3 separate regions of the Homo sapiens genome follow, and all the other regions are linked to region 1. Evidence: chromatin loops called from intact Hi-C (ENCODE). Cell type or tissue: ascending aorta. All regions are shown on one strand. Links, peaks and the distances in the headings refer to the core of each region. The heading gives the core; the rest is flanking DNA. Region 1 has its middle 150 kb from the start of C10orf126. Region 2 has its middle 66 kb from the start of C10orf126. Region 3 has its middle 150 kb from the start of LYZL1.

Region 1 (11,034 bases), core at 1,795-9,794:
TCCACAATTTTTATTTTTGTCCTCTCGTGTGATCCTCATCACAATACAATGATCTGAGGCATGAAAGTGGTTTTTTTTTTTTTTTTTTTTAAGACATGGTCTTGCTCTGTTGCCCAGGCTGGTTTCAAACTCCTGAGCTCAAGTGATCCTCCCGCATCAGCCTCCCAAAGTGCTGGGACTATAGGTACACAACACCATGCCCTGCTGGAAGTGGCATTTTTATTCCCACTTTACGTAGGAGCATTTCCTCACCCAAAGCAGAGACTGTTAAAGGGTTGATCCAGGTTTCTCCGGCCTGGGAGACTTTTGGAGTAGAACTTGGGTCTTCCAACTTCCTGTCCCATGCCTGACACCTGACACCATGCTGCCTGCTCAGGGACCATTGCTGACCCATCTTTCACTGCCAGGCCCTCCTCCTCCTCAGAAGACTTTATCTCTCCCTCCTTTAAAGCTGAATTTAGTGACAATATATTTTATTTTTGACTCCCACTGTTTCTTTAGTTTTTTGGTTTTTGTTTTTTAAATTTCAGACAGAGTCTTGCTCTGTCGCTCAGACTGGAGTGCAGTGGCATGATCTCGGCTCACCACAACCTCCGCCTCCCGGGTTCAAGCAATTCTCATGCCTCAGTCTCCCAAGTAGCTGGGACTACAGGCACCTGCCCCCACACCTGGCTAATTTTTTATATTTTTAGTAAGAGATGGGGTTTCCCCATGTTGCCCAGGCTGGTCTCAAACTCCTGATCTCAGGTGATCTGCCTGCCTCGGCCTCCCAAAGTGCTGGGATTACAGGCGTGAGCCACCATGCCCGGCCATAGATTTTTATTATTCAAATACCAATACGTCGTTGTTGTAACGGATTTAAATTATGTATGAGAATATAGAGCCCAGTGTGAAAGGGCCCATTCCTGGCTTGGAGCTTATACATCCTGGCTGCTGTCCTGGGCCACCAGGGAATGTCTGCTTTCCCTCCCTTCCAGTATGTCTTTCCTCCTCCTCTTCCTTTTTTCCTCGTCATCCTCTTCCCTTTCCTCCTTCTCCTCCTTTCTCCTTCCTTCTCCTCTTCCCCTTCTTCTTCCTACTTCTCCTTTTCCCCTTCACTTTCTTTCCCCTCACATCTCTCTTTCTTCTCCCATATGTATTTAAATAAAATAAGGATGTTGTTTTACACAAATAAAAAAATAGTTTTAGAAACATGCCTTGGTGGAAAGCAAGAATTTTTTCAAAACCTTTCTTATATAAAGGAAAACGACACAAAGCCTCCTGTAGTGTAGAGCTGGAGCTAATTTTAGGAAGAAGGAGGATTTGACACACATGAAGGAAAAGAGAAGCTCGTTCGCCACGAGACGTGGGGAGCCAAGACAGGGAGTGAGACAAAATAAAACCCCGTGAGTCACCTTTGAGCTCTCTCCTCCTCCCCATCCCAAATGCAGGCTACCAGCAAATCCTCCCTGCTCTATCTTCATAACATATCCAAAATCTGGCCGGGCACGGTGGCTCATGCCTGTAATCCCAGTGATTTGGGAGGCCGAGGTGGGCGGATCACTTGAGGTCAGGAGTTTGAGACCAGCCTGGCCAACATAACAAAATCCCATTTCTACTAAAAATACAAAAATTAGCCGGGCGTGGTGGTGGGCAGCTGTAACGCCAGCTACTCTGGAGGCTGAGGCACGAGAATTGCTTGAACCCGGGAGGCGGAGGTTGCAGTGAGCTGAGATTGCACCACTGCACTCCAGCCTGGGCAACAGAGCAAGACTCTGTCTCAAAAAACAAAACACACACACACACACACACACACACACACACACACACACATATCCCAAATCCTTCCTTTTTTCATCACCTCCCAACTCACATCCTGGTGCATGCCATGAGCATCTCTTTCCTGGATTTTTGCAGCTGCCCCACTGGTGTGCCAGAGCCAGCTTGTTAAATCACCTGAGCCGAATATGAAGTTTCCAGGAATTCTGCAAGTTAGTTGTTAAATGCAACCATTACTAAAAATTAAACAATATAAACTTATTATTAAATTATATTAAAAACCAAGGTAATAAATATTTAGAAGTCAACGCTTCCTGATTTTACTCCATTTTACGGAGGCCGTTGATCTGTATTGTATTCACATGGTAGGAATACTGTACGATGCCAGGCTGCTGCACATCTCTCCCCAACTCTGCTTTTATTCTTTTTATTGATCTATTTATTTATTTGGAGATAAGGTCTTGCTCTGTCTCCAGGCTGTTAGAGTGCAGTGGTACAATCATGGCTCACTACAGCCTCAAACTCCCGGGTTCAAGTGATCCTCCCGCCTCAGCCTTTCAGGTAGCTAGCACCACAGGTGCATGCCACCATGCCTGATTACTTTTTATTTTGTATTTTGTAGAAATGGGATCTCACTATGTTGCCCAGGCTGGTCTTGAACTCCCGGGCTCAAGCAGTCCTCCCACCTCGGCGTCCCAAAGCACTGGGATTACCAGTGTGAGCCACCATGGCCTGCCTGTTTTCAGCTTTATTGGTGGAAATCAGCTATGGTGGAAGTATGAACACCACAGAAATCACCAAACACTACAAATCAGTAGTGGTCAACACTTTATAAATGCTCACTGGCCGTTTCACTCTGAATGAACAAAAGTCCCCATCTTCTGAAGAACTCACCAGGCCTGAAGCCTCCCCGCAATTCCCAACATACACCTTCTTCCCTAGTCTGGTAAGTTTATCCTACTGAAATACTACACCTGGAAGCCCAGCTAAAGTCTCACCTCTCTAGTGGAACTTTCCTTCTATTTTATTTATCTGGTCTTCCTGTTTTCCAATTCTTTTTATTTCATATACACAGTCTCACACTAACCTGTTCCTCAATGTCTCTGACTTTACTGTAAGTTCATAGACAGAGTCCATACACATTAGGTGCTCAATAAAGGCATATCAGGGGCTGGGCACGGTGGCTCATGCCTGTAATCCCAGCACTTTGGAGGGCTGACATGGGTGGATCACTTGAGCTCAGGAGTTCGTGACCAGCCTGGGCAACATGGTGAAGCCCTGTCTACAAAAATTAGCTGGGCATGGTGGTGCATGCCCGCAGCCCCAGCTACTTGAGAGGCTGAAGTAGGAGGATCGCTTGAGCCTGGGTGGTTGAAGCTGCAGTGTGCAGTGAGCATGTCACGGCACTCCAGACTGGGCAACCGAGCAAGACTCTGTCTCCAAAAAGCAACAACAAAAACAAAAGACAAATCACTGATGCAGGACTAGAGACCTGGCCCAAGATAATGTTACTAAGAGTAGTGAAAACAGATTTAAATATCATTATCATCTGATGGACCTAACCTTTCTGTCATTTGTTTCACTCATTTGCATAACCATCTGTGAGGTAAGCAATATTATCTGAACTTTACAGATGACAAAGTTAAGAAACTTGCCAGGTCAGACGGCTAGTAGGAGGCAGAGCTGGAACTTGAATCTGTGCTCTTTCTAAGAGGAGGAATTACTGGAGGAAAATGACCGAGGTTTCCATGGTAAATTGAATTGTGTTGGGAACTATACATGGTATTGGAGACTGCTCTGGTGGCACCATGAATGCCCTGACTTGGATACTCTTGTTTTCCAGGTAAAGAGACTGTATGTGGTGTTTTGACATTTTTCCAGAATCCCAATGTGCACAAGAGGCTTTCTGGGTGTGAGACATTTGTAACTAGGGGAATTAGTGCTATCCTGTTGGGCTGGCCTCTTGGAAGTGATTTGCCTTGGTTTTTCTCAGTGAGGGGACTGAAGTTGGGGAAAATGACAACAAGGAATTGTAGCCCTTCTTGCTGTGGTTGGCTGTGACAACACATGACACACATCATCCCCTCCACAACCAGAACAGGGATTCATGGGGACCCCAGAAGGCTTGACTGATGGACTAAAATGTGGGCTTTGATGGCCTCCTTCTTTTGGCCCTGCTTTTGTTTTTTATTGTTGTTGTTGTTGTTTGTTTGATTGTTTGTTTTTTCTGAGATAGGGTCTCACTGTTTTTGCAGGCTGGAGTGCAGTGGCATGATCACGGCTCACTGCAGCCTTGATCTCCCCAGGTTCAGGTGATCCTCCCACCTTAGCCTCTCAAGTAACTGGGACTACAGGCACGTGCCACAATGCCCAGCTAGTTTTTGTATTTTTTATAGAGAAAGGGTTGTGTTGCCCAGGCTGGTCTTGAACTTCTGGACTGAAGCCACCCTCCCACCTTGGCTTCCCAAAATGCTGGGACTACAGGTGTGAGCCACCACTCCTGGACTTGGGCCTGCTTTTGAATGATGCCAAGGCCGTCACGGTGGTCTCAAAGTCAAGCAATACAGTCAACCCAGAACCATGTTGGGCTCATCTGATCTTAGAGTCAGCCTCTCTCTGATACATTTAGATCATGTATTAGAACGGCAGCAAAAGGCACATGATTGTAGAGAGGGATGAGCTTTAACCAAGGTTAAAGAGCTTTGGCTCTTACTGGTGATGGTCCTGAAGTCAGTTATTTTGCCTCTCTTTGCCTCGGAGTTTCTTCATTTGCACAATAGGGGTAATGTTAGGATTAAAGGAGATAAAGTATGGGTCTAGTACATGGTCAATGATCATCAAGACGAAGGTTTTCTTGCAGAAATACAGGTCGGGCCCCTCAGCAGGGATTTGGCTGGTCCCACCTGATGTCATTCTTCCCACTAGTTTCAAACTGGGCTGCTCGCCTGTGGCCAGGGAGTGTATTCCAAAGCATTCCTGTTCGCCAGCTCAGGCCTCAGGGCTGCTGTGAAGCTGCAATTCCTTTCATGGAGCTCATGTGTGTGACAGGGTGTGCCCAGCTCTTAAAGTGCTTTGAAGAAAATGCCTTTGTGCTAAAAGCTCTATAAATATAAGGCGCAGACCTGGGCGTGGTGTTTCCAGAATACTCCCAATTTGATGTTAGCTGTCATCAAAGGCTCAGGTCATAGAAAAGTTGGAAATGGGGGTGGTTTGCCAATTCAGTGATTCCCCAAAGCAGAGATGATTGTTTTTTCTTTTTTTTTCCAACTTCCATTGCTTGATGGTACAAGGCCCATGTTGCCTTTCTTGTGTCCAGAACTACACAAACCTGATTTCAAGTATCCTTTTGAAGAATTACCAATTGCATACTCTCTCTCTACCCCTTTCTTCCCCACCCCACCCACCAACCATCCAGAGCCATCCAACAGCTCCTCCTGGTGGCCATTGCGGAGAGAGATTCTCTGATCACACACCTTTACCTTCAGTATGAATGTGCTTCATTCATTTATTCAACCACTTTTTATTGGTTAACTACTATGCACAAGGCATCTTGCTAGATGCTGGAGATACCAATAGAACAAATAGGGTTCCTGCCTTCATGGGGTCACAATTCTGTGAGGAAACAGACAAACAAGTGATTATAATTACACAATGACTGTGTCATAACAAAAGTATGTACAAGAGCATGGGGGAGGAGCAGGAAAGGAACCTAAGGCATGTTGATATTGAAGCTAAGAAGGCCACAACTTCAGGGCCTTCTCATTTGCATGGTCCCCTTCTGAGGCCATATCACATGTGCATATAACACACACACACACACACACACACACACACACACACACACACACATATTTTTTTCAGACAGGGTCTTGGTCTGTCACCCAGGCTGGAGTGCGGTAGCGATCACAGCTCACTGCAGCCTCAAACTCCTGGGGTCAAGCGATCCTCTCGTTTCAGCCTCCGGAGTAGCTGGGATAACAGGTACACACCACCACACCTGGCTAATTTTTGTATTTTTTGTACAGACTGGGTTTTGCTATGTTGCCAAGACTGGTCTCAAACTCCTGGCCTCAAGTGATCCTTCCTCCTCAGCCTCCCAAATTGCTGGAATTATAGGTCTTAGCCACCATCCCTGGCCTATGGTCATAGATTTTTATAAAATTTACAGGAGTAACCCATTTTGAAGGAATCAGTTAAGATTACACTTGTCTTCTGCACTAACACTTACTGTCATATTTCTCCTGTTATTGGGGGACATGGAAGCAGGAAAAGTTGTCTTTGGAACTGGCTTAGGGAGGGTTGAGTTGGGGATAGAATTCATTTGGGTTTAGTGAGGTTTTTTGTTGTTGTTGTTGTTGTTTGTTTTTTTTTTTTCTTTTTTTGAGATGGAGTTTTGCTCTTGTTGCCCAGGCTGGAGTGCAATGGCGCGATCTCAGCTCTCTGCAACCTGCCCCTCCCGAGTTCAAGTGATTCTCCTGCCTCAGCCTCCCGAGTAGCTAGGATTACAGGCATGCGCCACCACACCCGGCGAATTTTGTATTTTTAGTAGAGACGGGGTTTCTCCATGTTGGTCAGGCTGGTCTCGAACTCTTGACCTCAGATGATCGGCCCACCTCAGCCTCTCAAAGTGCTGGGAATACAGGCATGAGCCACCATGCCCGGCCCCTGGGTTTAGTGAGATATTTTTATGGGTTCATAGTTAAGCTATTGTCAGGCTTCCTTGTGTAGGAGCAGCTTCCAGAAATACTTCTATCACCCACCTTTCTGACTCAGCAACGCTGTGACATAAAGCTTCATGATCAGAGGCTACATCACAATTTAAACATGTCTGCTAGCTCCGGACACCAGAGCTAGGTGAACAATGGAGGAGAAACGTGATTTAGATAGATGGAGCCAGAAGCTAGTCTGCGGAATGTTCTTCAAATTATCAGACGTGTCACTTTGTAAGCAGAGGATTTGGTTGTGGGAAAACTTGAGAGAGGCTTCTGCAGATGTGGGAGCAGTTTTCAACACTTTTTTTTTTTTTTGAGACGAAGTCTCACTCTTGTCCCCCAGGTTGGAGTGCAATGGCACGATTTTGGCTCACTGCAGCCTCTGCCTCCTAAGTTCAAGCAATTCCCCTGCCTCAGCCTCCCAAGTAGCTGGGATTACAGGTGCCTGCCACCACGCTCGGCTAATTTTTGTATTTTTAGTAGAGATGGGGTTTCACCATGTTGGCCAGGCTGGTCTCGAACTCCTGACCTCAGGTGATCCGCCCACCTCAGCCTCCCAAAGTGCTGGGATTACAGGTGTGAGCCACCGCATCCGACCCAGTCTTCAATGACATCACTACTGAGTTTTGAAGCTGGAAGACATGTTTTCAAACAATCTATAGGCTAAAGCAAATCACCATAAAGTGTTAGAGCAAAGAGAGTGGATCTTTTTTAATCCTCTGTATAGAAAAAAAAGGTAGAAAATTGTTTTATGAAGAAGAGATCAGCGTTTGCAGCTAAAAAGTAGAGGAAAGAGAACTATTCTAGAGGCATATGAGGCAGTCACTATTTCTGTGGATTTTGTAATATCTGTGGAATTTGTCAGATGTTATTGTGATATGTTATGATTTTATACTCATTCTAAATAAATGTTCATTTTCATGCCTAATTTTTCATTTGTAATTCTGGATTCTTTTCTTTCATACTTCAGACTCTATACAACTTGGATCAGGCCTGGGAAAGAGACCCTAAGTGTGTCCTGGGGAGGACCAGTGGGGCTTCATGGAGGGTCAGTGTGGGTGCCAAGAGATGGAGGAACCTTATGAGTTGGCCAAGGGCAAAGTGAGCAAGGGAATTTCCAGGCAGAGAGGAAAAGTCAAGAGGCCTATGAGAGCCCTTCTGTAGAGGAAAGTGGGATATTGCAACTGAGGGCATGGAAGTGATCAAGGCCCCCAGGCCAGGTCATAGAGAGCTCTTCTGCTGTCCACAGGGTTCCCAAGGGAGGACCCCTGAGCGTTCAGGCAGGGAGTAGGCAGATGCTGATTTGGGGGTCCGCTAACTTTTCCTCTGTCTTTATCACTCAGCTTTTGATGAATTCTACCTTTTCTCATCTCTCTGTACATATCCCCTTAATCTTCCTCCTTCCTCATACTTTTTGGTTAATTCCTTTGACTGCCCTCTTCACTACCCTTCCACACCAAGGAAGGCTTTTTTATTTTTTTAAATTTTTTTCAGAGAGAGTCTTGCTCTGTTGTCCAGGCTGGAGTGCAGTGGCTCGATCTTGGCTTACTGCAACCTCTGCCTCCTGGGTTCAAGCAATTCTCCTGCCTCAGCCTCCTGAGTAGCTGGGATTACAGGTGCCCACCACCACGCCTGGCTAGTTTTTGTATTTTTTTTAGTAGAGACAGGGTTTCACCATGTTGGCCGGGCTGGTCTCAAACTCCTGACCTCAAGCAATCCTCCTGCCCCAACCTCCCAAAGTGCTCGGATTACAGGTGTGAGTCACCGCACCCGGCCCAAGTAGTGCTTTTTTGTCTCTCTCCTGTTGATTGTGAAATAGGAATGACTACAATCACCAAAGGAACTAACACAATGTTAGTGAGTACCCATAAGTGTTCAGTGCTGAGTAAGTAGTTGATAATTAAAATGGTAAAGGTATTGCCCTCAAGAATCCTGTTGGCTATGGGGAGATTCAGCTAAACAAGCAAACAGATATCTGATTTTTAATAAATGCGAGAAAAGAAACCATGTACTGTACCACAGTTGATTTATCCATTCATCCATCAATGGACATTTGGCTGATCCCACCTTTTGCTTATTGTGAATGGTGCTGCATTCATCTGTCTGCATTCGTGTGAGTAGCAGTCTTTTGTTCTTTGGGTACAGACCTAGGAGTGGAATTGCTACAATTTGTGTTTCGATGCTTTGTCCTTCTATCTTCCTGGAATCTCGATTTATCAATTATTTCCCATGCTTCTTCAATATTTACATTTTTTCCACCACTCCCTCCCTTCTGGTGTACAGGACATGGAAAGATCCAATCTGAAATAAATATTCAAATACTGTGAAAAAAAGTTCCTATGATTTTCAGATACAGAAACCTCAATGTTAAGCCATTGCGGAAAATCTTTATTTCACAAAAGGATCTGAAAAGTACGAAGGGAACTGAGGAGAAAGAAAATCTCAACAAAAGCAGTTCTGGGAAACCATCTCTCATCAGCCTTCATTCTTGAGTGATGACCACCATACTAGATTTTATCGTCTTCTTGGACTTACGAAAACAAAGGTTTCACATAGATTGAGACCCACTTCTCTACCTTTCCACAGGTTGATTTATTTCTTGATTTAGTGAGCTTGCAAATATAGATAGATTACTTTCTTAAGCTGCTTCATGAGATGGAGCAACCTGCAGCTGGGGTGACACAAGCATACTACAAAGTCCTGCTGCCTTGTGGTGGGAAGGACTTGGGCTGGAGAACCGCAGACTGTATTCCTGGACAAACAACTGAAGCCATTCTGTACTCTGCAGAATATGAAAATTAAAGCAAAACTCTTTGCAACAATGCCCGAGTTGCTTTCTAAGTTTCCTTTCAGCTTTAGAAGCCTAAGATTCTAAATATATTGCTGGCTTTGTCGTGTAATCAGATACAAAGGTGGGACCATTCCTATTGACATTTCTTACTCTGAGTCTAAGCATAAGAGGTTTGTTGAAATAGAAATTGGCTAATTAGCATATTTCCATTTCTAAAAAGTACATTGACTTCACTTCCCTTTGCACTTGTGTGTTCTGCATGTTTTATGTGGAGTATTTGGTGAAGACTGTCTCACAAGAAGGTCCTAGCTTTAGCAACTTGGGGGAATTCTTCAGTTGAAACTCCAGGTAGTTCTTATCAGATACTTTGACAAGCCCCTAACTAGAAAGAGGAAAATGTTTTGCAGTTTGTTGTAAAACTCTTCAAAGACATTATTCTATCTTTTTGGTAAAACGATTCCATTTCATGCTCCTACTACATTCTTTGCATTCTCTTCTTGTTTCATCTCAAAGATACTTGTTTTCTCTATGAGTGACTTTCATGTGGTTTTTCGTGTGTTATAATTTCTTTTCTTTGGATGAATAGTCTATATTCATGGTGGTTTTAAGAAGCATGAGTGAGGCCTGGGATGCTTTTTTTTTTTTTTTGAGACCGAGCCTCTCTTTGTCACCCAGGCAAGAGGGCAATGGCGAAATCTCGGCTCACTGCAACTTCCACCTTCAGGTTCAAGCGATTCTCCTGCCTCAGCCTCCCAAGTAGCTGAGATTACAGGTGCCTGCCACCACGCCCAGCTAATTTTTGTATTTTTGTAGAGACGAGTTTTCACCATGTTGGCCAGGCTGGTCTCGAACTCCTGACCTCAGGTGATCCACCTGTCTCGGCCTCCTAAAGCGCTGGGATTATAGGCATGAGCCACCACACCCAGCCCTGGGATGCTTATTTTATCTGAGGAACACAACCTCAATCAGGCTGCATGGATGTACTGAAACAAAGCACAACAGACCCATCTTTGCAAAGGTAAGTGGCCACATGCACAAACTCTCCAAAAATGAACCTAGCGTAGCAAGAGATACAAATAGCATAGGCAAGCCTGAAGGTCTACATAGTCACCTCTTAATGGGATGCTTATTTTATCTGAGTAAGAGGTGACTCAGGCTTGCCTATGTTATTTCTGTCCCTTGCTAAGCAAGGTTCATTTCTGGATACCCTCTGCATGCGGCCACTTACCTTTCCTCAGATGGGTCTATTGTGCTTTGTTTCAATCCGTCCATGCAGCCTGGTTGAGGTTGTGTTCCTACAGGTTGCGAGTCTCAGTTCCCAAACAGGTGCCCTTTGTCTGTAATCTACTTGGAGACACTGTCCTGCATTGATTCTTTCCTGCATTGTTTCCATTGCCTCTTTGTGTTGACTCTAAAAGAAACTTGCTGAAATCATGTCACCCTTTAATATTTTCCGCCTGTGTGCATTTTCAAGTATTGACAATGGTTGCCCAGTGAATATACTGTGCTCTGGCAAAGTCAATAGTTTCTGGATCTTCAGCGATCATCTTTTCTACTAAGCCCTAGAGATTTCTAGAAACAGATATTTGCTTTGATATTTCATGAAACAAAGGCATAGATTGAGCAACTTGAGTGCGTTGTTGTTACAGTTGTAGTGGCCAAAGGACTTCTCTACTGAGAAATGAAAACAATTCTCCATTTTCTTCTCATTTCAACCCATTAAGACTTAAAAAAAAAAATAAGGAGGGCTAATCATTTATAGTCTATGAGAAT
Region 2 (11,034 bases), core at 1,374-9,373, 81 kb before region 1:
ATTAAAAAGAAAAAACGCATCCAGCACAGAAAGACATGAATATCACACTCCACTGAGCAAGTATAACCTCTGTGATGAGGCCCGTTGTACTTCAGGAATTGCCTCCCCGCCCGCCCCCACTCCATGTAAAACAAGAAAGTCAAACATAAGCACAGAATTTTCCAAATATGGAAAGGATCTTTTGATGATCAAATATACAAAGGAAAGCATGTCCCTGAGTCATAATAAGAATAAAATAAAGGACTGAAAACAGAAAGACCATTTCCTCCAAGAAACCATCCTGGATTTGTAAGAATATTCCCTGCCTCTCACCTCATGCCTTCTTCTTCTTCTTTTTTTTCTTTTTCTTGAGATGGAGTCTCACTTTGTCACCCAGGCTGGAGTGCAGTGGCGATCAATCTTGGCTCACTGTAGCCTCCACCTCCCAGGCTCAAGCAATCATCCCACCTCAGCCTCCTGAGTAGCTGGGACCACAGGCGCGCACCACCACACCTGGCTAATGTTTTGCACTTTTGGTAGAGACAGTATTTCCTCATGTTGCCCAGACTGGTCTGGAACTCCTGGCCTATAGTGATCTGCCTTCCTTGGCTTCCCAAAGTGCTGGGATTACAGGCATGAGTCACCATGTCCGGCCACACTTCTTGTCTTCTGTTTAATGCTGAATGTTATAGCAAAGGCTAAGAAAATGTATTTCATGGCCCTTGGTTCAAAATTTCAGGAAGCTCAGATCCTAAGATAGCAGAGAGGAAGGAGACCTGAAACATTTTCAAAAGTCAAATAACTATCATACTCAGTCTATTCAAATGAGTAATCAAATTTCCCTATCAAAACAAGGCTAAGGGTTTTTTTCCTCCCTGTACGGAAATAGGTTTTCAAAGGTAACAGAAAAGTTTGCAGAGTTATGTTTAAGTGTTTGTGTCTGCAATCACAGTTTTTCTTTTTTGTTTTTGGAGACAGGGTCTCACTCTGTTGACCAGGGTGAGGAGTGTAGTGGCATGATCATAGTTCACTGCAACCTCTGCCTCCCTCCCAGACTCAAGCAATCCTCTGGCCTCAGCCTCACCAAGTAGCTAGGACTACAGGTATGTACCAACATGACCAGCTAATTTTTTTAAAATTTTCTTTGTAGAGACAGGGTTTTGCCATGTTGCCCGGGCTGATCTCGAACTCCTGGGCTCAAGTGATCTGCCTGCCTCAGTCTCCCAAAGTGCTGGGATTATGGGCGTGAGCCACTGTGCCCAGCCTGCAACCACATTTTCAATGTCTTTGTTTTTTAAAAGGCATTCCACGATGAATCGTTCATCACGGAATACAGAGAATTATTTTCTAATGTACAAAACTACCTTGAAAATATGTGAGAGTTGGGGTTTTTATGTTCAAAGAAGTATCTTTCATATTAAAGCTTTAAACAGGCGATTGTCTCTCTGATATGTGGTAATTAATTTCTGTTAATTTCTTACATTTAGTTCTGTTTAATGTTGGTTTCAGTTTTAATTGTGTTTAAGGCATATCTGCACTGTGGAGGTGAGACAGTGGGCTCAGGGCCTGGAAGACACTTAGAAAGCATAAGAACCATAACCTTCAGCTTCTCACGCTCCCTTCCTGTATGGCTGATATAGTTTGGCCCCGTGTCCCCACCCAAATCTCATCTAGAATTGTAATTCCCATAATCCCCATGTGTGGAGGGCGGGGTCTGGTAGGAGGTGATTGGATCATGGGGGTGGTTTTCCCCATGCTGTTCTTATGACAGGAGTGACTCTTCACGAGATCTGATGGTTTTATAAGCATATGGCATCTCCTCAGCTTGGACTTCTCTCTCCTGCTGCCATGTGAAGAAGGTCCTTGCTTTCCCTTCACCTTCCACCATGATTGTAAGTTTCCTGAGGCCTCCCCAGCCTTTTGGAACTGTGAGTCAATCAAACCTCTTTCCTTTATAAATTACACAGTCTCAGGTACTTCTTTATAGCAGTGCGAGAATGGACTAATACGATGGCTTTCTTATTGAATTGAAGCTCAAAACTAATATTTCAGGAGCCACATTTTGATCTATAAACCTGTATTATTCTTATTTCTAAAAAATTTTTTAGACAGACTTTCATTCTGTCACCCAGTGGGGCAATCATATTGGGGTATCATAGCTCATTGCAGCCTCAACCTCCTGGGCTCAACTGTTCCTCCAGCCTTAGCCTCTAGAGTAGATAAGACTACAAGTGTGTGCCACCATGCCCAGCTAAGTTTAAAACGTTTTGCAGAGACGAGGTCTTGATATGTTGCCCAGGCTGGTCTGGAACACCTTGACACAAGTGATCCTCTCAGTTCAGCCTCCTAAAGTGCCAGGATTACAGGTGTGAGCTGCCGTGCACTGGCCAAACTCTGTATTTTTGAAGAAAAGAGATACACGATTCAGTCATTAGAACAAATGTATCCAAATGTACAAGTGAATTAATTTTGCCTAGACTGATAACTATAGTCCTATGTACTTTTATGGGATTTAGGAATCAGGATAATTAGTTCAATAACCAACAAAACTCAAGTCGCTGGAAACCAGAAGACACTCATGCATATTTCTCTATTATACAATTAAAATTTGCAACTTGGTGAAGGGTCCATTGGAAATACATCCTTTTAAAACCAGTGGCATGTCTGTCATTCCCAGAATGCAGTAGGACCAGGTGACTGGGCCCTCTCTGCTTTGGGGAATCTGGATGTGATGCCAGCACCAGGGATCCAGGTCATCGGGGCACATACCCTTAGCTTCTGAGGAGTCTGAGCCCTGGAAGCTATAGGTCTGGGACCTAAACCAGATTCCTGACTCTCTGGAGAGTGCCCCCAAATCAATTAGAGTTGATATGTGGATGCCATTTTTCTTTGTCCCCTGCAGATTCATGACTTCAATTGAGAGATGAGTTTCAAGCCACCTTTCAAGGAATCCTGGGTAGAATGAAATCTGTTCCATGGAATCTTAAGAAGAAGAAGAAAAAAAATCAAGATCCCTGTGGTAGGTATCAGTCATTGGTTTCTAGTTACTCAACCCTTTTACAAGTCTTAAGGACCCTATAAACTTTGAAAGTTGTAGTAAAATATTTATAGAGCAAGTCAAAGAAAAGTATAAAACAGTGGGTCTAGGTGAAATTTAGACGTGGCTAAAGTTCCTTTTCACCTCTTTTGCTGTTTGATTCATAAGGGTATAGGTACCTGGCCTAGTGAAATAGCAACTCATTTCACCCTGTAGACCGGACATAGTACAATTTCCACAGTTGCAAAGCCATTTCATTCCTTTTCCTCCTGGTGTTTACTTTAGAAGTTCAAGAGACGATTTTGATGAGAAATGACAGTCCGGTGCCTCATGAGAAACTCAGGCCGGTGCCACAGGTGAAAACTCTGAGGTCATTACCCCTTCTGAATTTTCCTGGGAAAGGGCCTTGGAGCCACTCTCCACTGTGACTGAGAAACTCAAGAGGAGCCATTGGTGTTTCAGGCTTTTAGGGGAGATATAAATGGAGGCCTGACTAGTAAAACCTGCCACCCAAAGCCCCAAGGCACTCTTTACTCAGGCAGTCATAGAGCTGGGATGGAACGCCATCTGGAGGAACCCCACTTTGCCTGTGTGCCTCCACGTCCCCAGCCCATCCTTGGGGTTCTTCCCTTCCTCACCAGGATGCAGGGCTGTAATAGCAGGGTGCTGTTCAGCAGCTGCTGCAATATCACTACACGGTAAGGGCTGGCCTTAAGCAACATGCTCTGGGGTTCATAAACATACATGGGGCAGGAAAACGTGATCGCATATAAATGTGTGCAATGTTATTCCGGGAAAAACATGTGAATGTTTTGGAAGTCATAAGGGATTTCCTAAATAACGATGGTGTATGGAATCCAAGAGGTTTTTGCTCAAAGAAAGCCCAAGATCATAACTGAAAGTGTGTTAGGAAGCAAAAAAAGGTCAAAAACCACGGGCAAAATTAATGTCTTGTTGGGTCCTGCTACAATAACTCTGGGGGTGAAATGAAGTTCATGCTCCTTTATTCTGAAGCATGATTATAAAGCAATGGAGTAACGGCTTCAACAAATATATCTGAATGAATATATCTAAATAAATGCTGTGGCCTTCAAGATGGCCATGGCGAAAACTCTAATTATTATGACATATGTTTCTTAAGCCTTTTCTGAGACCCTTCCCAACCCTTCTTCTCCTCCTGTGCACCGCTCTTCTGAGATGCTTGAGGTTTCATACATACTACTATTGTAAATATTTCCATTTAACATTGAAATTAGTTGTTTTCGGGGTTTGTGCCCCATCAAGGATTGGTACAGAGTAAAAATGTATTGCGTTAAAAAATTTTTAAAGTGTGTTTAGTGAATGGCCTTCACAGATAATTTATGACTCGCACAGGAAAACTTGCCTAATGTTTTAGGGCCACATTTTGTATACCAAAGCAGTGTCACCCAATTTGGTCACCTACATTCACCAGCTCCATTTTAAAATAATTTTTGGTTTATTTTAAGAATCAAATACACCTTCTTCTTGGTATAAAGGTTTATAACCATTGAGACTATTCTAAAGGAATGTGCTCTTGGCTCTGGAGGCAATTCCAAAGGAGGAATTTCCAAAATATTTTGAGCTATGACTGCATCATTGTGTAGTGATGCCCAGTGGAAAAATATTTTTTAAAGCAGTAGAACTGTTCCTTAAAAGTTACTCATAGTTACGAGAGGCTGAGCAACCAATTCACGATTGTGACTTCCTTTGTTTTGGGAAAAGTTAGCAGAATAAACACTTCAGTTTGTCCAAGAACAATAATTTGTGTAATGAGCGTCATCCTCAATGTTACTTTAAATGTAGGCTGAGAAGTAATGTGTTCTGTTTAACATAAATAGAGTCCATTTTTAGTGGGACATTGTCCTTGCTGCATCTTTGAATATGGATTTAGATTTTAGTGACTGTCTCTGAAACTGTCTTGGGAAGGTGTGTGTGTGTGTGTGTGTGTGCATGCACATGTGTGTACATATCTGTTTGTATGTATAAATGCATGTATATTTTGTCTATTTGTCTGATTATATTTGTTTTAGGACAGTGCAAACCCTGAGCTAACCCAGAAAGTATCTCGACCCTCTCTTTACTCCACACTGGATGAAAGACTGGGAAAGGAAATTGAATCAGGTTTGCCCGGGCACAGTGGCTCATGCCTGTAATCCCAGCACTTTAGGAGGCCGCGAAAGGCGGATCACTTGAGGTCAGAAGTTCAAGTCCAGACAGGCCAATATGGCAAAACCCCGTCTCTACTAAAAATACAAAAACAATCAGCTGGGCATTGTGGTGGGGGCCTGTAGTCCCAGCTACTTGGGAGACTGAGGCAGGAGAATCGCTTGAACCCAGGAGGCGGAGGTTGCAGTGAGCTGAGATCATGCCATTGCACTCCAGCCTGGGCAACAAGAGTGAAACTCTGTCTCAAAAAATAAAATAAAATAAAATAAAATAAAATAAAATAAAATAAAATAAAATAAAATAAAAAGAAATGGAATCAGGTTTGACCCTGGCTATCTGGGCGACAGCACCAGGCGTGGTGTTATGAAGACCAGCAGATGGAAATGAATCACTGGTGATTGGGGCTGGTGTTTGGGGCCAAGGAGGCTGCATTGCAGCTGGTGGGTGGTTGAAGGGTCCCCCTTTTAGGAAGGAGAAGCTCCCAGTCATCTTGGGATGGGAATGAGCAAGGCTGCCACTTAGTTCTGGGACTGAGAGGCTCCAGCTGGATTCGGAGGTGGGAAAGAGACCTGGAGCCTGGTGGAGAGGAGGCTGACTTGGCTTAGCCAGGCAAAAGGTAGCCAGGAGCTAGGCCAAAGGCCCAAGGCTGGCGTTCAGAGCCGGGACCCTCTAGAGGAACCCCTTTTGATAAGCATGGGAATGTTTCTCGGAGTTGTAATTGTGTCAGCCCCATGCCTTCAGTACAGTTTTATTAAACAGTTGGGCTGCTCCTCTCTGTGCATTGTGGAAGTACAGGCAGAGCTTGTGTCTGCACTTGGAGTGTCTTGCATGGGGATGGCCGAGCAGCCTGAGGAAGCCAGTGTTGAGCCTGTTCAAGGGAATTTCCTTGCAGGGCTTTGCAGCACCGGCCTTGGAGTCAGGGTGGCTGGAGGGATGAGTGACTACTGGGATGGGTGGGCGGCACATCCAGCATCTCTCCAGAATTCTCCAACATGTTCATGAAGGAGAAGCAGGGAGAAGAATAACTTTCTTGAGTTATGGAATTGGGCCTCAAAGTCATGATTATTTGGATAATAAGAAAACACAGGCTGGGTACAGTAGCTCACAGCTGTAATCCCAGCACTTTGGGAGGCTGAGGCAGGAGGATTGCTTGAGCCCAGGAGTTTGAGACCAGCCTGGGCCACATGGTAAGACTCAGTTTTTACATAAAAAATTGTTTTTAAAATGAACCAGGAGTGGTGGCTCGCATGTAGTCACAGCTACACGTGAGGCTGAAAAAAGGAGGATTGCTTGAGCCCAGGAGTTCAAGGCTGCAGTGCAGTGAGCTATGATTATACCACTGCACACCAGCCGGGCAATAGAGCAAGACCCTGTCTCAAAAAAACAAAACAACTCCTCTCCCCACCTCGAAGCCCCACGATCTTTTTGGTAATTACAGGTGAGTGAGGTCTGGGGACTTACTAGTTCTAACTGGGATAAGTGCAAAGCATTACTATGTCTATAAGATACCTTCCATTTTTTAAAAAGCAAACTTAAAAGTTGAAACAATTCCATATTTTACATGTCTTTAGAGGTTCTCATTATGTACGTAGGTGAAATAATCACAATGTAACTGAAATGTTTAGTTTTCAGCCAGTGGTTTGATTTTCTCTGCTATAATCCCTCTTACTCTGACCTTGATATTCCTCACTCCCCAACAGCTAATCCATTGGTGAGTTAAAGATTTCTCAAATCTGCCAGTATGGTGGCTTACACCTGTAATCCCAGCACTTTGGGAGGCCGAGGTGGGAGGATTGCTTGAGCCCAGGAGTGCGAGACTGACCCAGGCAACAGAGTGAGACCCTTTCTCTACAAAAAGTAGAAAAATTAGCCAGGCGTGGTAATGCACGCCTGTGGTTCCAGCTACTTGGGAAGCTGAGATGGGATCACTTGAGCCCAGGAGGTCAGGGCTGTAGTGAGCTATGATTACACCACAACACTCCAGCCTGAGTGACATTGCAAGACCCTGTCTTCGATAAATAAATACATACATAAATAAATAAAAATAATGCAAACACATTTTTAATTTACAAGACACTCTTTGAGAAAACTATATTCTGGGAAGGGATTATGAAGCTGGATCTGGAATCGTGCCTGGTTCCCGTCCTCTGGCTCATTCATGAAGTGTTGGATGAAGCACTTTGCTGAGCCTAAAGAGTCCTGCTGTGTGGGATGAGGTGGGTGGAGGGACTTGTTAATGCTCATGTCCCATCCAGGGCCCCCTTATGCTCTTCTGATCCAATTCCCAGGAACATCAACTCCATAAAAACATTCCTCTCCCTCGAGCCGCCCATTAACCTTTCTGAGTTGGCTAATGATTAATGTCATTAGCTTCGGAATGCGATGGCAACTCCCCAAGAGGGTATGGCACCCACAGTGTTGTGGGTTGTAAGAACTGTGCAAACCAAGCGAGCTGTCCTCAGTCTGGGTGTGGAGATAATGGTTTTACCCCCTCCAACAGTGACTTTTATTGCAGTCATAATTACTCATCTGTTCAGTTAGCACCTGCCCTACCAGTGGGGAGAGAGAACCCAAATAATAATGTCAAGTTTACCCAACCTAACCAATGCAGACATCACCAATGATGTGATGACCTTGTGTTTGGAAAGCGAAGGTCTCCTTGGGCAGGGGAGCAGCCCAACCACATTTTCTCAGGAACTGCTCTGATTTCCTTTATCCTTGGCCTGGCTCTAGCAGGTTAAACCTTTATGAGATTGTCATTCCCATAGGTCAAAAATGACCAAATATAAGGAATTTCATAGGGTTCAACCCAATATAGTTTGTTCTTGATTTTTCTAGAGTAGTGATAAAAGACACGGGTAGAAAGTAATAAGCAAAGAGAATAACTTGTCAAGTAAGAAAACTCTAACAAAGTTAGGGGTAGTATATTTTAAAAGCTTACTTGCCCTGGAGAAGACTATGCGTATTATACACTCTTGCATTAATATTATATGCATGTGGATTTTGAAATATTTCAACTCCTTGGGTGAGACATTTAAGGTAATGAGTTCCTGAAGTTTCATGTCACTACAGTGCCTGAAAATCGTTTTCATGGAATTTTCATTAATTTCTAATAGATGAGAAGGTTGTATTTACAAAATGAGTGATTGTTGCCTTAGAGATCAGGCAGGACATTGCCAGTAATGAGGGCAGACTGCAGTCAGGAAGTCTTGTTTGAATTAATAGTAAGTGAACTTCAAGACAGCAGAAGTCACTGCTTGTCCCAGATGTCTAATGATGAGTAAGTGAAACAGGAAAGCAAGGAGAACTAGCGCTGCTTGCCTACTGTGTGGCAGCTCTTCACATCCTCTTTCCTTTCATCTGCATACAACTCCACAGGGACAGGGATTATTGTCACCATTTCACAGATGCTCCGAGCAGTATTAAATCAACTGTCAAAGTCCATATCACTAGACATTGGCAGAGCCAGCATTTATGGCCAGCTCAGTTGTATTCAAAGCCTCATCATTTGCTTATGCCAAGAAAGACTGGATGACTTGGTACCAAAGGTGGTCCATGTTTATGGCTTTGGGCCTGGCATCTTCAGAAGTGTCTTAGTTTGGGATTGTGCATGCTGGTGCCATTTTCCTGATTCACAGGTCTCCTCAGCAAGCACTGGAGAAGGCATCCTCAAGTATAAAGCATTGGGACTTTGGGTTGCATTAAAATTTGCCTCCAGTTACTCCCAGCAGAGCTTGGAACGCAGTAGTCAATAAAGCAAATATATATATATTTTTTGAATTTTATTATAAGAGATACATAGTGTATATATATATATTTTAATTTTACTATAAGAGATAAGGTCTTTGTCTGTCACCCACGCTGGAGTGCAGTGGTGCAATTATAGCTCACTGCAGCCCTGACTTCCTGGGCTCAGGTGATCCTCCTGCCTCAGCCTCCTGAGTAGCTGGGCCTGTAAATGCTAAAAACCAGCTGCCAGCACGTTCAGCTAATTTTTCTACTTTTTGTAGAGATGGAGTCTTGCTATGTTGCTCAGGCTAGTCTTGAACTGAGCTCAACCAATCCTCCTACCTCAGCTTTCCCAAATGCTGGAATTACAGGCATCAGCCACCATACCCAGCCTTGCATATTGTTTTGGTGGCATCTCAGATGACCTTGTTAGCTGGATTTTCTTGTCAGAAATCGAGGATAAAAAGGATTTCCAAGTCACTTTTATACAGGATGAAATGGAGCTTTGGTCGAAACCTTAAGCCACCAAACTCTTTTTGGGTTGGGTGAGAGCTGTAGGTTGAGGAGCCATTATATCAAATAACAATTATGACTGGCACTTGAAACGGTGGGGGTGGGAGAGAGGGAATAAATAGTTTGGATGCTGGCTTGGACTGCTGGGCTAATTCTGAGTGCTTCTGTTTTAATCAGCTCCCATGGCGAGAGTCATGGAAAAATACCACTTTCACATGTACACACAAGTACTGAGCTTAAGAGTAATGAGCACTAATGCAGTCATTTAATACATATTAATCTGTTTGCTTCCTCATTCTGCATCTGTCACTGCCTCTAAACCCCAGCAACCTGGAAGCTGCTAATTCTACTCTGTTGCTAGACACGCGACATAGAGAAATACCAAAAAGAAAGCATGGAAACCTAGCTTGTTTATGGCTAGTAGGTACGTGGATCTGTTACTACTGTCGATGGTGTGTCCCGTCATTCTGCTTGAGCTTTGGTCAGCTGTGTAGACAGAATTTCCCAGGAAGGGAAAACAAACAGATAAGGAAGCATTCACTGTACATTTTTCGTCCTTTACTGCCTGTATGACTAGCTGTGACAGGCTGCAGGAGATTCGATTCCACTCAGCTACCAAGGACAAGGCTTGCCATAATGGAAGCTCAGTAAATATTTGAATGCGATGCATTTTTTTGGTTCCTATTCCTGTGTTATCTAGAGGAATATAAGGCTTATGCCTTTTTCTAGAAGATGATGGAGGTAAAAGAAATAATTAGACATAAGGCATTTAGAAAGAAGACATGCAAGATGAAAGGCAAGTGAATTGAAGAGAATCATGAGTCATGGTAATGTTACAGACCCCAAAATAATATTATGTGTCTGGTTGGCTGCATTTTTTGGTGGGGCTGGGGAGGGAAACATGTTTCCTGGAGCTGAGCTGCAGAAGAGAATAGGGCCTGACACCTGGGCTGGGCAACCTAGGTTAGTCATTTAATGGCACTGAATACTTCTGTCTAACTCTTTTCAAGACGGCTAACAATCTCTAACTTAAAGGATTGTTGTAGGGATTAGGGATAAGGTCAGTAAGGGCGTGCATGACATCGACTGCCGAGAAGGAGTCAATAGATGGTAGCTCTGGCCAGGCGTGGTGGCTCACGCCTGCAATCCCTACACTTTGGGAGGCTGAGGAGAGGAAGGCAGATCACTTGAGGTCGAGACCAGTCTGGCCAACATGGTGAAACCCCGTCTCTACTGAAAATACAAAAATTAGCTGGGCATGGTGGTGTGTGCCTGTAATCCCAGCTACTCGAGAGGCTGATGCAGGAGAATCATTTGAATCCGGGAGGTGGAGGTTGTGGTGATCTGAGATGGTGCCACTGCACTCCAGCCTGGGCAACAGAGTGAGACTCCATCTCAAAAATAAATAAATAAATAAATAAACAAATAAATAAGTAAATGGTAGCTCTCATGGCCTTTATGCAGGAGGAAGGACTGGAAATGGGTGTCCTCAGTGAGTGATCAGAATTTCAATAAGTGGTGAGAAAGAGTAAAGGCATCTTCCATGTCGATGTGTCAAACTATAGTTCATTCATTTTCATAGTTGCATA
Region 3 (11,034 bases), core at 1,184-9,183, 150 kb after region 1:
TACTCTGATTGAAAAAAGAAACATGTTTGCAGGACTAAGCTAAGATGTTGAGATAAGAATGAACACAGTGGTCACAACAGATAAACAGGAGGAGGAAAGGAGCTGATGAAAATGGGAATGCTTTCTTTTTTTTTTCTGTCTTTACAGTTGCCTTGCAGAGGCGCTAAACCCCATAACTATGTTTATATTCTGATGATGTAAGACATTGCTTCCAAAGAGATAGCAGTTTCCATAGAGCTGAATCTATGGGAGCACATATTAATCTCTTTTTTATTTTAGGAGGAAGAGAATCACATCACAGAAAAGTCGTGAAATGATTGAAATGTTCTTTTCTGTTCCCCCAAAGCATCATTAAATGTATGTTTCAATCTCCTAATATAATCTGATTAACATATATGCTTGACATGATTCATTAGAATAATGACAATGGGAATTTCCAAGGAACACTTATTCTGTGCCAGGGACAGTGCTAGCCACTCGACATGAATTATTTCACTTAATCTTCTCAGTAATTTAGTTGAGAAAATTGAGACTCTGATTTTAAGTGATTTTTCTAAGGCCGTGTACATAATGCATAGGTTTGAATTCCATGTGTCTTTGACTGCAGAATCCATGCTAGGCCACACCTCCTAGCTCTAAAACAGCAATAATATATCATAAGAAAGGGACCAGGAGATGAAAGGGGGCAGGAATTGGCATCTGCCCAGTACTTGGTCTATATCAGGTACATTACATGTTTTCGCATGCCCAACTTTACATAATTAATAAGTAGGTGAGCTAAGATTTAACACCAAATGGATCTGCTTTCATAGTTCACTCATGTTCCCTCAAGTGGACTTTCTGCCTGATTACTTTAGGTGAGTTTAAAAAAATTAAAATAGGTATTAAAGTTAAATTTAGGGACCACCTAATCCTGAAGCTAACCAAAAACAGTATTGGGAATTAAACTTAAGACACTGATATCCTGATTATCTATTGCTGCATAACAAGTTACCCCAAAGTGTGGTGGCTTTAATATAATAATTTATTATTGTTATTATAATCATAATTCTGTGGATGAAAAACTCAGGTGGAACACAGTGCAACAGCATGCTTCTTTTCTTCTCTTTCGCTGTTATTTATTTATTTAAGTTTTAACTGACACGTAGTAACTATACATATTTATGTGGTAAAGTGTGATGTTTCAATAAAGGCATGCATTGTGCAATGATCAAATCGGGGTATTTAACATAGTCATCACCACATACATTTATCTTTTCTTTGTGATGAGAACATTTCAAAATCCTCTCTTCTAACTATTTTGAAATATACAAGACAATATTATCAACCATAGTCTCCCTACTGTGCAATACAACACCAGAACTTATTCCTTCTGTCTAACTGTAACTTTGTACCCACTGACCAACATCTCTGCATGCCTCAGGATGTCTTGCTTCTGCTCAGCAATGTCTGGAGTCTCAGATGGGAAGACTTGAATGGTTGGGGGCTGAAACAGCTGAAGGCTGGATGGGTATCTCTCTCTTACTCTGCCTTTATCTCTCTCTCTCTCTCACTGTCTCTCTCTCTCCAAAATAGCAAGCTTAGGCTTCCTCACAATATGGCAATCTCAGGTTAGTTGGACATCTTAAACCGCAGCAGAGCTTCAGAGTGTTCCAAGTATTTCAAGAAAAGGAAGTGACATCTACCAGTCTCTTAAGGCCTGGACCAAGAAACGGATACAGTATCATATTTACCATAGTCTGTTGTTCAAACTAACCAAGGGCCTACCTAAATTCAAAGGGAGGGAACAGAGACCCCATCTCTTCATGGGAGAAGTATTGAAGAATACGGAGCCATTTTTAATCCACCACTGCTAAACTTCAAAATCGCCTAAATATATTAATGTCAGCTGACTCACTAACATCAGTATGATAGGCTACATGTTGAACTGTTTTTTTACCCAGGCATTAACCAAACTTGTCAATAACTATTAATATTAGCCTTATTATAGATATAAACCATCATTTGGGCTTTTTTTTTTTTTTACCTATATGTGAAGATCTTAAGGAAGGAATAAAGTAGTATTTACTAATAGTTTACCTACTGTCCAAAAACAGTGTGTTTATAATATTTCATTTAATTCTCATAATTACCTTAATGTGTTATGCCCATTTTATAGTTGAGGAAGTCAAGGCTTAAAGAGATCTAAAGTGGTTTCTAAATATCAGCATTCTTGATGCCTCAAATCGTTTAAACTTTCAGGGTGAATCTTAAAGTTTTTGAAAATTAAAAAAATTATACATATATATTTTGGGTTGATACATAATGTTTTGCATATTTGATGGTTACATGTAATTTAAATGCAACGTACTCTAGTCCACCTAAAACTCCATGGATCCAACACCTACGGATTCTTGAACGTGTGTTTCTAAGTTGTCCATTGTTCAAGTTTCCCGTTTCCATTTAATTCTTGATCCATCAGATCTTGTCTCTAGCTACAGGTCACCGCTTTCCACCTCACCCCACCCTAAATGTCCCAGCTCCCTTATTCATTAATTCCATAAAACTCCTGTTAATACAGGGCTTTCTCGAATATACGGATATAAGTTCTGAAGGTTCGAGGGTAATAGCAAGATCACATTCCACTTGACAGAGAAATGATTTTTAAATGAATGTTAGACAATGCTGTTTTTAAAAACACCAAGGCCATTTCTGTTGCTGGGAATTTCTTACTGGCTGTTCACTCCCACCACGTGTTATAGGCACCTGATATTGCCTCCAGCCTGTTAGTCTCTGGAACTACTTATAGCTTCACCTCACTCCACTCCTCTCCTGGCTGCTGCTATAAACTAATATTCTAACAACACTTTTGTGCACAGCAATTAGGGTCCCTCTTTGTCTTGCCCTGGGCCATTGCAGAAACAGCCTTCACCATCCAAAGAGGTTACTAAAATATTTTTATGCACAATGACACTTCTCTTCCTTTCTACTGTTATCTGCTAGGGAGAAGGTGATACTGCAACAGTTCATGTAATAGATACGCTTTTGAGTTTAGTTTCAATTACAACGAATACTTTTTAAATCTAAAATTCACTTAGCAAATAAAATATGCCCTACACATAGTAGATATTTAATAAATAGGTGAAGTGTGAATTAAAGCAGTGCTAATCAGGAGCCATTATGTTACGTAGTAAAGAAAGCCTCAGTACTTAGTTTCACTGTTTGACCACTAAACTAGCAAAACAATGAATGAAATTCAATGAGGAAAAACATGAAATTGCATTAGAATACACAAGGAATGGTTCAGGGAGCCCAATGAAGAATAGTCAATGGCCATAGAATGAAATACAAAAAAAGAGGGCAAGGTCCCCCAAAATTAGTATTAGTTGGATATTTTTAAGTTTGTTTAATAAATACTTGAAAGAAGATATGTTTTATTTATTTATTTATTTATTTATTTATTTATTTATTTATTTATAGAGACAGAGTCTCACTCTGTCACCCAGGCTGGAGTGCAGTGCTGTGATCATAGCTCGCTGCAGCCTCCAACTCTTGGGCTCATGCAGTCCTCCTGCCTGAGACTCCCAAGTAGCTAGGACTACAAGCACATGCCAACATGCCTGACTAATTTTTTAAATTTTTGTAGAAATTAAGTCTTTCTATGTTGTCCAGGTTAGTCTCAACCTCCTGGCCTCAAGTGATCCTCCCACTTCAGCCTCCCAAAGTTCTGAGATTACAGGTGTGAACCACTGTGCCTGGCCATAAGACATGCTTTAATAAATCCTTCAATAACTTGCAAAGTACTGTGACTGTTGGAAAGTTATTATGACCTAAGAGATTATCTAAAGAACTAAAAGAATGACTGTTCTGGGAATTCAAAGAAATATTAAAATAAGGCAGCTTTGAATGAAGACAGAACAACCCCAAAGGAAAAACAACGGAATCCTTTAAATATATATAAATTAAAAGCTAACCCTTCTTTTAATGAATCTTATTTTCCTCAGCATTCTGTCCTGGTGTGATGTGGCTGTGTTGGCTTTTGCTGATGCCCAAGATGGCGGATCATGGAAACTGTGGTAGAAAGCCACGCCCCATCTTTAGCTCCCTCAACAACAGTCCTTGGTTTACAAAGGGTACACCGTGTGGGCTGCTTTGTGGAAAAGAAGTTTTCCCACAATGCCAATTAAGTTAAATTTGGAGGGCCGAGTCACTTTTTCCCCTACAGCTAAGCTTGAGCCCACGGGAAACCATCTTGATCCTTCCATATAGTGCCTTCAGAATAGAAATCCAAATTGGTTCTGCTACGACCTGGAGTACTGCTGAGATCACTAAACTCCTCTGACCACTCATAAATTTAGCGTTCCCCTTTTCTATGTCAACAAACCCTGGATAATGGTGTTCATTATTTCACTACATTCTCAAAAATAAAGGAGCCCCAACAAAAAACAGTTCTGTGACAAGCTGTAATATAGGAGAAAACTCATTTCCATATTATATTAAGCACACATGGGGGCCTCATGTTCTGTTATGTGCTATCATGACTACTTTGGGGTACCTTTATTATAGAATTCTTAGTTTTCTCAGAATTTTTAAAACTACCAATGCAGAAAGTGAGTGCCATTATTTTTGCCATTATTTTTATTCGAAGTAAATGAAAAAGAATATTTATATACACTTAAAAAGTGCCATCGGGGACATTTTATCTTATAGGAAATCTAGAATATATACTCCCTAGTGCCTTGAGATGATTTTTAAAGAACACATTAATCTCATTAGTCCCACCCCTATGGGTGGCAATGTTTTACTTTCCTTGGGTTTATTTTTAGTATTGTGCTTCCAAATTTTGTTTGGGGATGAAAAAGGTCATATGAAGGCCTTTTTTTGTATTTTCTGTAAAGCATATAAGGGCTCATTGGCTACAACCCTCTTAAAAATCAGTGGCAGGAAAAAAGCAAGTATCTTCTGAAGCAGTGAAATGCTTCCTTTCACTGGAGGCAGAAAACAATGTAACCCATTGTTTTTACTCTTTCCCTAAACTGCAAGGAAGCTCAGAATTAAATTTAATGTTCAGTTGCAGTAACTATCTTAAACTTCCCCTTTTATATGCTTTTTGATTTTCTGTCTATTTTAACAAACTTACTGTGTATGTAACGTTTTATTGAAACCTGCTTAAAATACTTTCTGGCAGAAGGAAGAATGTAAGTTATTCTTTAAAAACAAAAACAAAAACAAGACCCAACTCCAATTACACTGAAATGTGCAGGTTATTTTAGATGTGAGCCCACAGAACAATCATCCGTTAGGTTACTTGGGAGAATTGCCTCTACGTATCCACTCTGTCCTTGTGCATAAACACTCCAAATTGAGAAAAGTAGAAAGGCCATTTTGAATTTGACTTAAAAAAAAAAAATCCAAAAAACAGAGTCTCGTTCTGTCACACAAGCTGGAGTGCGGTGGCACGATCTCGGCTCACTGCAACCTCCGCCTCCCAGGTTCAAGCGAGTCTCATGCCTCAGCCTCCCAAGTAGCTAGGATTACAGGCATGAACCACCACGCCCTGTTCATTTTTGTATATTTTAGTAGAGACGAGGTTTTGCTATGTTTGCCAGGCTGGTCTCGAACTCCTGATGTTAAGTGATCTGCCTGACTCAGCCTCCCAAAGTGTTGGGATTACAGTCATGAGCCACGAATTTGATTTCTTGATGAAAATCTACTTTCTGATATGATTCTCCAATGAACTTTTCCCTTGGGCTTGGAGAGCAAAAAACTTCTACTTTGTTCTCAATTTTTTTTTTTTCTAAGAGATTCCCAAATGATGAGTTAAGTCCAGGAGAATTTTTTGCCTCTGACTAGCACCCAGTATGGGTCCCCGCCTTGCCATATGTGGTTCTGGGTATGAATAACTGGGCAAAAAACTTATTTAAGTCCTCCTTACCAAGGGATGTTTGTTCTATCTGGCTTCTAGTGAGGTAGAAAATGTCATCAAGTTGGACTTTTCAGTTCTGGTATTAGTACTGTTATATCTGATATTGCAAATTCCAAAGGGCTAAAAAAATACAGTCAAAGAAAGCCAACCAAATTGCTTTAAAGCTTTAAAAACAAACATTTGCATTTCAATCATGGGTAAAGGCCTGGGAAAGAGGGAAGAATCTGTGCAAGTATTTAAATTAAATCAGTTTGCCCACCTCCTAACACATTCTTAGACCGGTGGTATATATTGGCGGGATTCTTAAACTTTTTGTAATTGTGTGATAAATAATAGCATGTTCAAATATCTCATGAATTATGATTAGAATCCAATGCTGAAGCTTAACATCCCTTTTGAGAAAAATATAGTCAGTGAATCATTCTTTATAACAAAGAGCTTGGGAAAAAAATTAAGAACAGTCACAAGAGAATTTGGGATATTGGTAACCAATCAGAAGGTTTCAGGAAAAAAACAGTTTGCATTTGGTATAACTTAAGAGACTATTTTGGAAATTTAATAAACCTAGAACAAAGTTATTTGAAACTCCAGTAATGAATACAATGGTTAAATTCCACTCATTCCTGCATCATGGCAGAAATACCCTTATCTCTGAACACAAACCAAAATACACAAAGTCCTGATGCCTATCTGCCAGCCCTGGAGGGCAGCCTGGCAGTGTGAGAAGGAAGAAATCTCTTAAGAGCCTTCTCTTTTACCATATGTGCTTTCTACTAACTCTGTCATCTTTTACTTCATCCAAACTGGAAATGAATGAGCAGGCCTTCTCAGATGGCAGAGGCTACTGATGTTGGCAGTAAATATATAAATGAAATAAAAACAGAAATAACCAAAAAACCCCAACAAATTAAAACAAGCTCCTGAAAGGCACAGCTCCCTTCTACCCTCTCTAAATTAATAACAGACTTATTAGTTCAAAGGTAACTTGCGAGAGGTTAGAGTTTCTTTTAAAAAACCTAAATATAGATTAATATATTCCCCCACCCCTATATTAATACTTTTTACAAATAAACACATTTGGTTTAGCATAAGGAATATTTAAATATAAACAGTAGTTTTCTTACACAAATGTATGTTTTTACAATACTAAATCAACCTCACACCAACAAGAGTTGCAGCACTTGACCATGTTTTTATTGCAATCTACATCCATGATTTCTCCTTGCCATTAGAAGTGGTGTGGAAGTGCTGGGAAGGGAAGAGCGTGGTCCCTTTAAATGATAGGGAACCGAGGAAGGGAAGTGCTGAGTAGGGGAGGGTGTGGTCCCTGGCTAGGGCTCCACCCCCACGGGCCCAGGTGAGGACAGGCACTCCTGCTTTCGCCGGCTGTTGCATTTTCCAAGACCACTGTGGCCCACCATGCCCCCGTCCTGGGCCTATAAAAACCGGAGTCCCTAGCACAACAGAGACACAAGCCGCTGGACGTAGAGAGGAGCACATTGGCGGAAGAAGGCGCAAGCGGCTGATTGTGGAGAGGGCCTCCAGAGGAGAGCGCGGGCAGAAGAGCAGGACAGGCACCCGCTGGCCGGGAGGTCATTGACTGGCAGAACGACGCGGAATTTGGCTGGAGCAGTCGGAGGAGAGCCCAGGACGCCCAGCAGCCCGACTCCAGAACAAAACCATCTCCCTTCTGGCTCCCCCATCTGCATCCTTGCTGAGCCTTACTTCTACTCAACAAAGCCTTACACATTCTCGCAGCCCACGTGTGATCCGATTCTTCTGGTACACCAAGGCAAGAAACCCCAGGATACTGAAATCCCTCTGTCCTTCTGATAAGGAAGGGAGTCTCATTGAGCTGGTTAGCACACGCCGCCTGTAGACGGCAAGCTAAAAGAGCACCCTGTAACACATGTAACACATACCCACTGGGGCTTCAGCTATAAACATTCACCCTAGACACTGTCTTGGGGTCGGAGCCCCACAGCCTGCCCATCTTTATGCTCCCCTAGAGGTTTGAGCAGCAGGGCACACCCTCATCGCACGCCCTGGGAGGGGGACAAGGGAACCTCTTCCATTTCAGAAGAGTGGTGGTAGCTCTTAAAACTGTGATCTGGGTCACTGTTCTCTGCAGCCAGCACAGATGTGTACAGAGATGAAGGCACGTGGTCTGCAGTGACACTCGGGCACTAGGTAAATGATGAGGACATTTACAAATGGTATTCGATAGGTAAATTCATAAGTGCCAACGGGTAACCAGAATTCTATGTCCCAGAAACTGGTGGTGCACTGAACTTTCTCCATTCTCCTTCCAGATCCCCTGTCGGCATTTCTGTCTTCTTTTCTGAGCTCAGGAAGCTGACCTCTGCAGATTGCATCAAGTGGGTCTGAGACCCCTTTCCTTTGGCTTTCTTGCGGTTTCAGCCAATGACAACCACTGTAGCAGAGCAGAGGGGGACTCATTCTGCTGAAAGCCACAGCTCCTATCCGGTGGTCTTAGAGCTTGGTAGGTCCTGTAACTACCTGCATCCTTGCTTGTAGGTTTAAGGGTGGCAGTCACTTCCCTTTTGCTAGCCCCAGAGGGGCTTTACAGAGTCTTGGTTTCCTTGCCCTTACTTTCATATAACCTCCTTTTATTTAAAAAAACTGTTTAATTATCACATTTGAGTGTCTTCTTTTTCTGGCACATGCAGCTATGTAGATTAAAGGGGTAACTGTACTTTAAAAAAAATCAATAAATCAGACTTTTCATTACTTCGTCTGGTCTCTTCCTTATCCCTTTGGTCCAAATGTATTATGCAGTATTGAAATATGGTGGTAATTCATGAGGGCTAATAATCTCATGTATTGAGTACTTAGGTGCTAGAGTTTGGCATGCATTGTCTCATTTAATCTTTATTATTACCCACCTGGAAGATAAGTATTATTATCTCAATCTTCCACACAAGAAAACTGAAGTACAGATGTGTGAAGGAACTTGCCCAAGAGCCCACAGCCGGCAGCCTGTGTGGGACTGGAGCCTGCATTCTTCATTCTCAGTGCAAAATCAAACAGTGAATTCCTGGGGTCAGAGCAGTTGGTCTTAAAGTGGGTCACCTTCCCTGCTTCTACTGGTTGTTTCTCCCTTTCCTGATTGCCTTCTCTCTTCCTTCTCATTTTCTTGTTTGCGACTTTGACTTCACCTCATCACTCTTCACCCTTTGTCCTTTACTCAGCCTTCTACTGTCTCATGAGCTGGATTTTCTCCTCCAGTGCAACACACAGCAAAATATCAACAGCTACAAATTGTTTTAAGAGTCAGTTGCAGCCATTACAAATTAAGCTTATGGAAAGTTCTTAATGGTATGGAAAAGGCGGGATTGTGAATTCCCTAAAGCAGCACTGTCTTGTTCATTGAGCTTTCCAGCAGTACAATGCAGGCACTCAGATGATACTCAATACACAATTTTTTTTTTTTTTTTTGAGACGGAGTCTCGCTCTGTCGCCCAGGCTGGAGTGCAGTGGCACGATCTCGGCTCACTGCAAGTTCCGCCTCCCGGGTTCACGCCATTTTCCTGTCTCAGCCTCCCGAGTAGCTGGGACTACAGGTGCCCGCCACTGCGTCCAGCTAATTTTTTTGTATTTTTATTAGAGATGGGGTTTCACGGTGTTAGCCAGGATGGTCTTGATCTCCTGACCTCGTGATCTGCCCACCTCGGCCTCCCAAAGTGCTGGCATCACAGGCGTGAGCCACCGTGCCCGGCCTCTACACAATTTTTTAAGGAATGCAATAGTAAGCTCAGAAAGCAGGACACACAGTTCCATGCACAGTGCAATCTCAGGAAGAAATCACATGTGTAAAGTGAAGCCAGGGCAGAAATGTGCTTACCTAGTATCCATAGTTGTGTTAAGATAATGGCTTTTCAGGTGCTTATTTGAATGGTTCAACTTTTCTCTAGTTTTCAGATTTTTCACACTGGGCATGTTTTACTTTTTAGGCATAAATGTAACAACAACAACAAAAACCCCAAAGTGATATGGTTTGGCTGTATCCCCACCCAAATCTCGAACTGTAGTTCCCATAATTCTCATGCATCGTGGGAGGGACCCCGTGGGAGGTAATCGAATCATGGTGGCAGGTCTTTCCCATGCTGCTTTCATGGTAGTGAATAAGTCTCATGAGATCTAATGGTTTTTTAAGATCCATCAGATCTCATGAGACTTAAGATCTATGGTTTTATAAAGGCGAGTTCCCCTACACAAGCTCCTGCGTGCCACCATGTAAGACATGACTTTGCTCCTCCTTTGCCTTCTGCCATGATTGGGAGGCCTCCCCAGCCATGTGGAACTGTGAGTCCATTAAATCTCTTTCCTTTATAAATTACCCAGTCTTGGGTTTATCTTTATTAGCAGCGTGAGAACAGACTAATACACAAAGCAAAACGGGAAAAGTTCCACATAACGAGGTGGTAAGCCCTGATTCTCCCCTGGCATGCTGGACTCTGGCCTGTCATTCTCTCTGCTCAACAGAGCCAGACAGGGCCCCGGGCAGCTTACCTACACCTAATGGGCAGCAGTATTATGGAATAGCAGGCATTGAGTCTCAAAGGACCTGGGAGCTTATCTAGTCTGATACCACTCTTCTTATCGCCTTAGAAACTGGGACCCAGCACTGACTTGCTCTACATCAGGTAGTGGGTTCCAGAGAAACACAAGCTAAGACTCCTGATGACTGGGCTTCTCATACAGGGCTGTCACCATTTCTCTTTGCAGCTGTCTAGAAGAATCGTTTTTAAGTGTTGGCATAAGCATTTTCATTTCAACAGGTGTTTAGCTGTGCCTCCCGTTCTTGAGGTCAGGCACTGTTGGAAAGACACAAAAGTGTTGGATCCCCAAGGTGCTAAAGTAAATGAAGCACTTCATAAACACAGTAGGACCTCTTTCCCTGGAGAGATGGAAAATAGCACACTAGTGAGGTGGAAGCATTTTCCCTGAAAAAAATTTTTCATTTAAATCTAGACACAGTGTCTGGCTGGGGTGCAATGGCTCGATCATAGCTCACTGCAGCCTTGAACTGCTGGGCTAAAGTGATCCTCCCATCTCAGCCTCCTAAGTAGCTGGAAATACAGGCTCACACCACTGCATCCGGCTAG

What was found. Peaks named below come from ENCODE experiments on the same cell type or tissue, not always from the same donor. Only the 100,000 strongest peaks of a DNase experiment are listed, where the experiment ranks them.
Region 2: it touches region 1 in a loop (5-fold over the local background); 7 of 110 quality-filtered maps call a loop at or near these places.
Region 3: it touches region 1 in a loop (2.7-fold over the local background); 8 of 110 quality-filtered maps call a loop at or near these places.

The regions. Positions count from the first base shown.
Region 1 is chr10:28,986,741-28,997,774 of GRCh38, forward strand. No RefSeq gene overlaps it. Among named protein-coding and RNA genes, the nearest start is that of C10orf126, 150 kb to the left of the region's middle. RefSeq lists an enhancer at 4,116-5,315 and a silencer at 5,060-5,354. In ascending aorta, for the core only: a CTCF peak has its summit at 5,191 (motif pointing left); DNase peaks (open chromatin) are centred at 4,751 and 7,576; H3K27ac peaks cover 3,906 bases.
Region 2 is chr10:28,906,483-28,917,516 of GRCh38, forward strand. No RefSeq gene overlaps it. Among named protein-coding and RNA genes, the nearest start is that of C10orf126, 66 kb to the left of the region's middle. RefSeq lists an enhancer at 1-246. In ascending aorta, for the core only: no CTCF peak of the experiment used is centred there; a DNase peak (open chromatin) is centred at 5,203; H3K27ac peaks cover 4,391 bases.
Region 3 is chr10:29,135,391-29,146,424 of GRCh38, forward strand. No RefSeq gene overlaps it. Among named protein-coding and RNA genes, the nearest start is that of LYZL1, 150 kb to the right of the region's middle. RefSeq lists enhancers at 4,975-5,475, 5,476-5,976. In ascending aorta, for the core only: no CTCF peak of the experiment used is centred there; a DNase peak (open chromatin) is centred at 5,853; H3K27ac peaks cover 1,509 bases.